2 separate regions of the Homo sapiens genome follow, and region 2 is linked to region 1. Evidence: chromatin contacts called from ENCODE Hi-C or POLR2A ChIA-PET data. All regions are on one chromosome and are shown on one strand. Each heading gives the region's core, a stretch centred on a gene start or an enhancer-like site at or near the end of the contact. The rest is flanking DNA. Distances are from core to core; before and after follow the strand shown.

What was found. Hi-C counts contacts between places; a loop is a spot of excess contacts on that map. ChIA-PET counts read pairs that join two places held with the same protein, here RNA polymerase II (POLR2A). Pooled maps may share reads with other maps.
Region 2: a loop to region 1 is called in a pooled map, with 2.0 times the contacts of the local background. The contact joins the promoter of EPCIP here to the promoter of PAXBP1-AS1 in region 1. A Hi-C loop is called at or near these places in 14 of 50 pooled maps. POLR2A ChIA-PET finds 5 or more read pairs at or near these places in 2 of 52 experiments (BJ and Caco-2).

The regions. Positions count from the first base shown.
Region 1 is chr21:32,724,459-32,729,720 of GRCh38, reverse strand. It overlaps PAXBP1-AS1 (PAXBP1 antisense RNA 1), which reads right to left and starts at 1,607. Exons shown (of 4, transcript NR_038879.1): 1 at 1-1,607. It overlaps SYNJ1 (synaptojanin 1), which reads left to right and starts at 1,708. Exons shown (of 33, transcript NM_203446.3): 1 at 1,708-1,775; 2 at 2,804-2,949. The coding sequence starts at 2,826. RefSeq lists enhancers at 1,501-2,001, 2,002-2,502 and a silencer at 1,537-2,036.
Region 2 is chr21:32,811,591-32,816,595 of GRCh38, reverse strand. EPCIP (exosomal polycystin 1 interacting protein) reads left to right here and starts at 2,893. Exons shown (of 4, transcript NM_001162495.3): 1 at 2,893-3,004.

The DNA of each region.
Region 1 (5,262 bases), core at 358-2,857:
AAAGAGCTTAGTACCCATGCTTCCCACTATAAGAAAGGAAGCATTTCTAGTGTAGCCTTACAGACACACAGGCATGGTGGAAAGGATTTTGGGCTTTGGAGTAAGCAAGTTTGGTTTCAGTACCCAACTCCTCTTGAAACTGAATGATTTCAGTTGTCATAAAAGGTACCTCTCGGCCGGGCGCGATGGCTCACGCCTGTTATCCCAGCACTTTGGGAGGCCGAGGCGGGTGGATCACGAGGTCAGGAGATCGAGACCATCCTGGCTAACACGGTGAAACCCTGTCTCTACTAAAAATACAAAAATTAGCCGGGCGTGGTGGTGGGCACCTGTAATCCCAGCTACTCGGGAGGCTGAGGCAGGAGAACGGCGTGAACCCGGGAGGCGGAGCTTGCAGTGAGCCGAGATCGCGCCACTGCACTCTAGCCTGGGCGGACAGAGCGAGACTCCGTCTCAAAAAAAAAAAGGTACTTCTCAAGCAACACATTTGATATCAACAGTTTTTTCTGAGACAGTACTGACATAGAAATCCCCTCTAGTTCTTAGAACTAAATCCAAGAATCTTTGTGTTTCTCCTTCATGACTTGAAGTGGCTTCTTTTCTAATAAATTTAGTTCCGTGTCCTGAAACCAGGGTGGGTACAGCTTCTCTAAAATGGACGAAAAAATCAAGTCACATGACAGGGCCTGAAGAGGGAAATGATTTTTGCAACATAACCAAATTTAAATCCTGCTTTGGCTGTTGAAAACCAGAAGGAGAAGAGGTAAAGAAAAAGCAAACGCAAGTGGAGACAGTTTGAGTGCTGGGTTCTTCAGGTTTTCAATTTCTTTCTGCCCTGTTGGCTTTGACTTCATTCTCTTTCTTATTAGGTCTATTCAATGGAAGCAGAAATCTATGGGACACGCTGATATTAGCCAGGAAGCACCATTTGTTGAAAAATGAGGATGAGATAAAAGGGTTAGGTGCCTTTAGTTACTAAATTCCACGGTTGGCAAAAGCTATTCATCCGTCGGTGACAACCACAGCTGTCGTGGCCTCCCTACGGCCATGTTTTGTTGGACTCAGCCTTGAGATCCTGGTTTGTGACGTCCCACTCTCCATCGTATACACCTAAGCACTCTTCGATAGAACCCTGTGAGCTCCAGAACACACAAGAAAAGGCACCGAACAGAACTGTCCCAGAGCAGGCATTAGTTTTTCTTCTGCTACCTATCCAGACACTCAGACTAGGAACTCGGTGCCGTTTGCTGGGCTGTCGACACCATGGACAGCTCTTCAGGCGCCACCTGGTTGGCTCGGCGAGCCGACCGTCCCGAGCCCTTCCTCCTCTCCCGTCAGGCCCGTGGGGGCGGCGGGGTTGGTCCTGACGCCCAGCTTGGGGAGCAGCAATACGCAGCCCCCCAAGCTTTTCTCCGGAGTCCCTCCCCGGCGCTCACGCTCTGAAGAGCCCACGCAAAAGGACCAAGGAGGCCAGATCTTCCCTCTCCCTGCACCCCCGGCGGTGGGATCGCAGCTCTGCCTGGGGGCGGCCGCAGGAGGCAAAGGTAGCTGGAGACTGAGGCTGGGGCCGCCCGCGGGTGCCAGGCCCAGCCGGTCGGCGCAGAGTGGGCGTGGTCTCCCTCCTGATGCCCCGCCCCTTCCCTCGCGCGGGGCGGATCTTCCGCCCCCGGCCGCGGCGCAATGCGGAAGAGATGGGCCTGCTGGAGCGGAAGTGACGCTCCCGGCGGCTGTGGCGGCGGCTGCGGGAGAAGGAGGAGGAGGAGCCGGAGGAAGAGGTGAGCAAGCCGGCGGGGGGCGGGGAGCTGCTGCGGCCAGACCCACGGGCAGCCGGGCGGGCGGACGCCTCCAAGACCAGTCTCTGCCTCCGCAGCGTCAGCGGGAGCGGTGAGGGGCGACCGCGAGCAGCCGGGGTGCGGGAGGACGGGCGGGGTTGTGAGCAGACCACTGGTTGTGCGGGGTGCCGCGTCAGGCTGGGGGCTGTGGTGACAGCGGCTGTCAGCCCGCCCGCGGGAACGAACCGAATCCGCCTGGGCGCCGGGGTATCTCTTCTGGCGCATAAATGGAGGGTTTGGGCTGCTCGGCTCTTCCGTCTCTCCGAGAAGGAGCCGCTTTCCCGGGCAGTCGACTGCCCGGGACCCCCGAGGAGCCCCAGTCGGGTCGGTGCCCCGAGTCGTGACTCTTCCCGGGTGGCCATTCGTATTTATCGGCCCCGCCTGCCGTCCCCCCAGCCGGCGGTAGCCCGGGGCAGGAGAGGCGGCGGTAACCTGTGCCTTTTCCCTTGCCCTTCATCGCCACCCCCGGGAGAGCCTGTCGCGTGGGATAATCCTTTTCCTTCTCCTGCCCCCTAAGGAGCTTTGAACCAGCCTTGTCACCCTTCCCTCCCACCTCCGCTCCTTTCACCTCGAAGGAACTGCTTGAAGTTTCCAAATAGGTTCCCTTTCAACGTAGTGACAGATCTTGAAGCAGGAAGCTGATAAACAGCTCCGGACGAAATACGCTCAAAATTTTTCCTTTCAGTAAGCATAAATTAAACGGGAAACTCAACCAGACCGTTGATTGACTTACAGTGCTAAAACCTTGTCTTGCCTTGGTATGAGAATTGATAGCTTTTCCTCTTGCTTTTTGGTAAAATTAAGTGACGACTTATCTTTTGGAAAAAGCCATTTTCTCCCAGAGCTGTCTGTTTTTTCCCACCCCAACCCCCCATCAAAACCTGGCGGGGAGGGACTTTTGGATGCTTTGCAGTCCTTGCTGCAGAAGGAAACATCAGCTTCATTTGCTTTGCTTTGCTTGGTTTTCGCAGGGCTGCCTCCGAAGAAAGGAGAATGGCGTTCAGTAAAGGATTCCGGATCTATCACAAATTGGATCCCCCACCTTTCAGCCTCATAGTGGAAACTAGGCATAAGGAAGAATGTCTCATGTTCGAGTCTGGGGCTGTCGCTGTGCTCTGTAAGTCATCTGTTAGAGCCCAATTTGTCATGGTCTCTGTTTTGATTTGAAACAATTCAGATGCAACCATTTTTTAGAAAAGAGCCCGACAACCCTTTCACTGTATTTCCTCTAGCAGATTATGCTTGTATTTCCTTTTAATCAAACTTATTTTCCTGCAAACTTTTTGTTAACAGGTTTTTGTTGAGGGGGTGCAGGGAGATGCAGGTTTTGGTTGCAGGATTTTGCTTTCTTGGGTTCTGCTGCTGCTTCTAAAAGTAAATGTTTTTTCCAAAGAAATATTGTTTCAGTTTGTATCATGTATCACATAAACCCATACAGTGTCTTGCTTGACATATTTACTGGTAGGTCAGTTATAGTAGTAGGTATTATCTAATATTATCCAATATTGTTGGAGTATTTCTGTTATGGCCGTTGTGTTTTCATTAAGGGAATTGTAAACAACCTCTAGATTTTCATGTGAGATACATGATTGATTTTGTATTATTTTTAAAAGTATTTTGATAGTCTAATTTAAAGAAAAGGACTATTGTACCACAAGAAAAATAGATTAGTAATGTTTGAGTTATTTTAGGGGCAGATGGATGAAATTAAAATTAATTTGGATACTGGGTCTTTCTTAATGTAAGATATGCCAGGTGTGGGGGCTCACGCCTGTAGTCCCAGCACTTTGGGAGGCCAAGGGGGGCTGATCGCTTGAGGCGGGGAGTTTGAGACCAGTCTGGGCAGCGTGGTGAAACCCTTTCTGTACAAAAAATACAAAAAGTAGTTCGGCTCCGTCGTGTGCCCTTTAGTCCCCGCTACTTGGGAGGCTGAGGTGGGCGGATTGATTGAGTCTGGAAGGTCGAGACTGCAGTGAGCCTTGATCTCGCCACTGCGCTCCAGCTTGGGCAACACAGTGAGACCCTGTTTCAAAAATTAAAAAGAAAAAAAAGTATATGATTATATATACACATATATATGATTTAGGCAAATAATCCTAGTGTTGGGATTAGTTTAGTTACTGATTATATCTTTATAAATTAAAAATAGTGTTTGAAAGGCATACTTACAAATATAAGCCCTTAAATATCTTAAACTACTAAGCTTTCTCCAGCCTCAATAAATGAAGAGCATAAGACCTCACTCTTTGCATGTAGAATATTAATGTCAGTTAAAGTGTTAACTTGACTAAATAGTATAATTGCATCTTGATGGGGAAAAAGATAGTGACATAATGAAAAGTCTTAAGCAAAGAACAGTATATAAGAAATATATATTTGGTACATATATTTTTTGAATGAAGGAGAAGGGGCTCTAGGTCTTCCAAGAAATAAGTATAAATAATATTGGCTATACTCAATCAGTATGGACTTAATTGCTTCAAGTTGTTTTTTGTATTTAAACTATACCTTGGTACAGTATTAATTTCCATTGCATATATTTTTTACTACAAGTGGAATTCTTATACTGATGAATTCTGAATTAAAATATTGTGGGGGTTGGGTGGGGCGAATGTTTGTTTTTGTATGGGAAGCATTTTTCAGCTGCTTGTGTTTTTTGGTGACGTTACCTGACTTACTAATCTTGTATAAATTCTAAATGTTTCTTTAATTATGATTACTCATAATAGCAAGTCAAATGTTCAGCTACAAACTGTGTATTACTTATAGTTTTTAGAATTATTGCTACACTTTACTCCAAGGTTAGGAAACCTAAGAATAATAATATTTCCAAAACCTCCAGCAGCCGTCTTTTATGCCAAATAATGGTTTGTTTTTACCAAAAGGCCCTAAAACATTTATTTTGGCATTAATGTGCATTCTAAGGAGAAAGAATATTAAAATATTGTCTAAGCTATTCTATTTTCATTAGATTTAGACTATGTGAGCAATTCAGAAAAAAAATGTTGGAATATTGACTCTTTCTGTAAAGCTAACATAAATGGATGTCTAATCTCTTGGAATGTCATTATCTTTCCTACTATAAGCTTTACAGTAATACTTAACATATTAATATTTAAGAGCTAACAAACCTTCTTAAGTCATTTGACTTTTAAAATTAATTTGGCCTTCATTTTGGAGTGATACCAAGGTTTGTATTGTGCTGTACAGTGTTCACTTAAAATCTTCACACTTTAAAAATGCCTATTGTATTCAGAAGCTGTGCTTGGAAAATATCAATGTGTTCTCTTCATCTTCAATAATCCCAGCTCCCTGAATTTCAGTGCATTCTGCATATTCATCTACCTGAAGAATCTTCTAAAATCATGTTTTTTCTTTGTTTGTTTGCTTGTTTGTTTTTTGAGACAGGGTCTCACTCTGTTGCCCAGGC
Region 2 (5,005 bases), core at 1,644-4,143, 86 kb before region 1:
TCATTGGAAGGACTGAAGAAATGGATTCTAGACTGAACTCTGAAAGTCACCATAGAATTGAACCATCATGGGGAGCTACTACCTCATCCACAACCAGGAAGTTGCTGAATTAAGAGGCCACATTCTCCAACAGGAAGTTAGTGCCACAGTCCTCAGCTCTTGAGCCATGCCATATTGGCCACAACCAGTCAACAACTCAGTCAGAAGGCCACCCCCACAACAGACCATGCCATATCTGCTGAGACCCTGGCCAGCAAGAGATTCCCAGTACTCTCCTCTCTCTTCTCACTTAATTCATTCCCAAAGTCTCAGGATCCTCTCTCCACGTGACTTCATTCTGAATCAAGTATAAATAATAAAACTTAAATCCCATCTGAAACCTCAGCTTCAAGAGACTCTGTTGTGTTGAATAATAGAGATTTCCAGTCTCTACAGTAGAGGCAGGCAAGACAGAAAGATGTTGAAATAGAGGTTGAGTACGCCAAACCATTGGATTAGCCACAGTTGCTCTGGAAAGTTGGGGTATTCGGTGTATTGTTGGCCAGCCTTTCCCTCCCTCATCTTCAGGCATCCAGTGCACATATATTATCTCATTTTTTCCTCAGCTCTACCTTTCAACAAAGTATTATTATACCCACTTTATAGATAAGGAAACTGAGGCTTATAAAGTTTAAATAATGTGCAAGAAGGTAACAGACTCAAGGTTTGAACCAAGATCCACTTTGCTATTCTTACATGGTAGAATTCATATATGTGCTTTGCTGAAACTGATCACCCAACAATAGCAGCCTCTCTCTATTCTCAATTCCCTTTATTCTGGCTGTGATTCACTGGCTTTCCAAATGGCTGAATAGGCCTGGGACTCTTCCACCTCCAAACCTTTGCTCCAGCAATTTTCTTAATTACTTGAGTTCCTTTATCCTGTGGGCCACCGAGAAGCCATTTGTGCCAGGCTCTCTGGGTGCAGAAAGGAGGAAGGATATATCCATCAGCTTGGATCCGCAGTTCATCAAATAATCACTCCATGAGAGATCGTTGTCCTTTCCCCCACATCTGACCATGCAGATCTCAGCCATCCCTTAAGGCCTAGATCCAAAACTACCTCTCCCCAAGGACTTCACCAGTCTCCCTGGCAAAGGCCGACCTTCACTGGGATTCCCCTGCATTGTGTCTGTATCTCCCTTCAAACATTTCCCAGATGCAACTTACATAATTGCCCCTCCTATAGTATAACTTCCTTAAAGACAAGAACCATGACATTGATCTCTGTGCCCCTTAAATCTCCTGGCACAGTGCATGTGTGTGGTAAGGATTCAGTAGATGAATAATAAATAAATGAATGAATAAATTTCCCTACTGAGGTGCTCTCTTCTTTAACATATTGGAGAATCTGTATCTGGGTAATTACAAATCAATTGCTCCAGACTCCTAGTGCTTTTAATTAGCAAGATTTTTCTTTATCTCAGCAGTCCCCTTCTTGGCACTAGAGACCAGTTTCATGGAAGATAATTTTTCCACAGACAGGCAGGGGTAGGAGGTGGTTTGGGGATGATTCAAGCGATTACATTTATTGTGCACTTTGTATTATTATTGCATTATAATATATAATGAAATACTTATACCACTCACCATAATGTAGAATCAGTGAGAGCCCTGAGCTTGTTTTCTTGCAACTAGACTGTCCCATCTAGGGGTGATGGGAGACAGTGACAGATCATCAGGCATTAGATTCTCATATGGAGCATGCAACCTAGATCCCTCGCATACACAGTTCACAATAGTTCACAATAGAATAGCATTCTCAATTCAATCCTATGAGAATCTAATGCCACTGCTGATCTGACAGAAGGCAGAGCTCAGGTGGTAATGTGATTGATAGGGAGCGGCTGTAAATACAGATGAAGCTTCTTCTCTTGCTCACCCACTGCTCAACTCCTACTGTAGCATGGACTGGTACCAGTCCGTGGCCTGGAGATCGGGGACCCCTGCCTTATCTTTTTTTCCCATATTTAGTGAGACTTCATCAGTTGTTAAGGCCCAGGTATTTATCTTCCCTTAAAATACATATATTGAAACCTAATCCTTAATGTGATAGCATAGGAGGTGGAGATGTTGGAATGTGATTAGGTCATGAGGGTGGAGCCCTTATGAATGGGATTAGTGCCCTTGTAAGAAGCTGAAGAAACCACAGTTTCCCTTCCACCATGTAAGGACTCAGCTAGAAGGTGCCATCTATGAACCAGGAAGCAGACCCTCACCAGAAAACAAATCTGCCTTGATCTTGGCCTTCCCAGCCTACAGAAATAAATATGTTGTTTGTAAGTTACCCAACTAATGGTATTTTGTTATAGAAGCCCACATGGACTATCAGTTAATGTACATAGAATAATTGTTACCTATTTATTGGTTTTGTGGCTTCTAATATTTTTTTAAATGAATTTTAAAAAAGACAGAGAATAATGTCTATCTTTGGAGTTCAAATGAGTTTTTTTTCTTTGGAACAACTACGATAGGACACTTTATACAGTAGTGCAGGCATTTACCATAAGTAACAATTCATCAGACCAAAAAAGGTGGAATAAATCATGAAAGTAAAAGTATCAAGGAGTCTCCGTACTCTACATTTAATCCATTCAATTTCCTGCTAAAGTAGAATTTCTTCCATTTGTGTCAATCCTTTGGGATCAGCCTACAGCAACAGTCTCCTCAGTTTCTTCTAGAAACTTCCCAGTTTAGAACCCCAAAAGAGTGGTCAGCAGTCACCAAGGCAGGTTCTCTCCTGCGTGTAGTTAATGAGACTGGTAGGCCAGCAGCTTCCTCCTGGTTGCCATGGAAATGACCAGGCTGCTGGCCCTCCGAAGACGGAAAAGAACAGCAAGTGCAAGACCACGCATTCCACCCTGGCTTGCAGATTAAACCAGCTGTCAAGCCAGGGTGAAGGATCCGTGGCCAGGCAGAGGTCTGTGGAGTGGAGAGGCGAGGCCTCACGGTGGAACTCTCAGATGTAAGTAATTTCTGTGTTCTTCTTTTTTAAAAAGCATGTCTAGTCTGACAGTTTTTCAGAGCTTCAGAATTTCTGCTGCATGGCAGGAACTGTGACGGTTGGAAGAACCATTGTCAGGGTCACCTTCTTGTTGCATTTGCATTTCCTGAACATAATGTACATGTATGAGTGGCTTTCACTATGAAACACTTTTTTAGGCTTCCAGGCATATGAATTCCTCTTTACTGAGATTCTGCCTTTAAAATGAAAGATTTTCAGTGCATTAAGCAAAGAATGACATGGTCTTCTCATTTAAACCCTAAAAAGATAAACTCACTTAAAGCTAATATAACAGATAGCTCCTTGAAATCTTGTCTCTATTTTAAAACATCTGGCTAGACTTTTCCATTAGTCTTCAATGCTAAATAACAATTAAGGAAAAGAGATATGATATCTCTTTTCCTTATTGTGATCACAAACAAAGAAAAGTGAGAACTCCCAAAACACCGGCTGATACTGTTTCTTTGCTCTGTTTTATCTTTTAATAATATTATATTTACTGCCTATTTACACACCAGGCTTTATAGAGTTTGCTGATTAGAAAACAAAGAAAAGAAAGTAAGCTAAGATGAGCATTAACATTTGGATTGGATAGTTCGTGTTTTTAAAAAATTGGTCTTTTATTCAAAAGTGAAAAAGCATGATAAATAATGTAGCAAAAGGCAAGATGAAGAGGGGAATGTTTTAATTCAAAATGAGTAGAACATATACAGTCTTGCATTTATTTCTTTGTTTAATAAGCATATTTTTGGAAAGCTTTTAGCAAAAAGTATGTTGGTGTATACTGAGGACAGGAAATGTTTCAAAAACATTGTGCATAATATTTATAAAAAACCCACCCTTAAAAAATACCAAAAAAAAGACTTCATTTGTTTGAAAATTTTTTACCGAAAAGAGCCATCCTTGAGAAGTTTTTTGCTTTTTTTTAGTCTAAATAATGCAATATGTTTGGAAGGAAAAAAAAAGACTTTTCATTACTTTTTTTTCTGACAGAAATTGGGCATTTTCTGAAAATAACAGTTTCAATAAAGTATTTATGGAAATGAGTGCTTTTCAAGAGCTGACTTGGATTTCTCATCTTTCTTTTCCACACTAATATTTTTCACTGCTTAAAGCTGCCACATTATCAGCTTTTAAAATTCAGTGCCCAGTGGCTTGTGTCTGTGTCTGTGGGAGCTAATAGGTCAATAGGCCCCAGTGGGAAGAACAGGCAGGCCTCACAGTTCTGTGGGCGTGGGACCAAGGGGCAGCTGTGCAAAGCTGTGGATGTGAACCCCAGTGATGCAATTAACTGAGTGTCTACCAAGTCACTCAAGGGGAAAGCCTGAAGGATTTGCACTCATTGCCTAATTCACTCTCTCAAGGACTGTGTCAAGTAGAAAAGTACGGTAGCCACATATTTTAGTTAGGACTTCCCAGTGGCTCACTCTCTGAGAATTCTTTGTCCCACATTCCATACCTATGTTAGCAGAAGCAGCACTCTGCTCATATTGTCCTCTATTCTGATTATGAACTTAAGAACAGAAATTTCTTTCTTATGGTTCTGGAGACTGGGAATTCCAAGGTCAAGGGGCCTGCATCTGGCAAGGGCATTCTTGCTGTTTCATTCCATGGTGGAAGGTGAAAGGGCAAGAGAACATGTGCACACACATAAGAGAGACAGAGAGAAAGGGGGTCAAATTCATCCTTTTATTTGAAACCTATTCCCATGGTGACCAACCCACTCCTCAATAACAGCATTAATCCATTCATGAGGGCACCGCCCTCTTAAAGGTCACCCCTTAAAGCTCCCACTTCTCAACACTGTTGCACTGGGGATTAAGTTTCCAACACGTGAACTTTAGGAAACACATTCAAATCATAGCATTTAGCATGAGGGTTCTATACACATATAGGTTAAAGGCTACAGCATCTAGTAATAGAATACAATGCATGGAATCTCACTTGAATAGGCCCAAGACC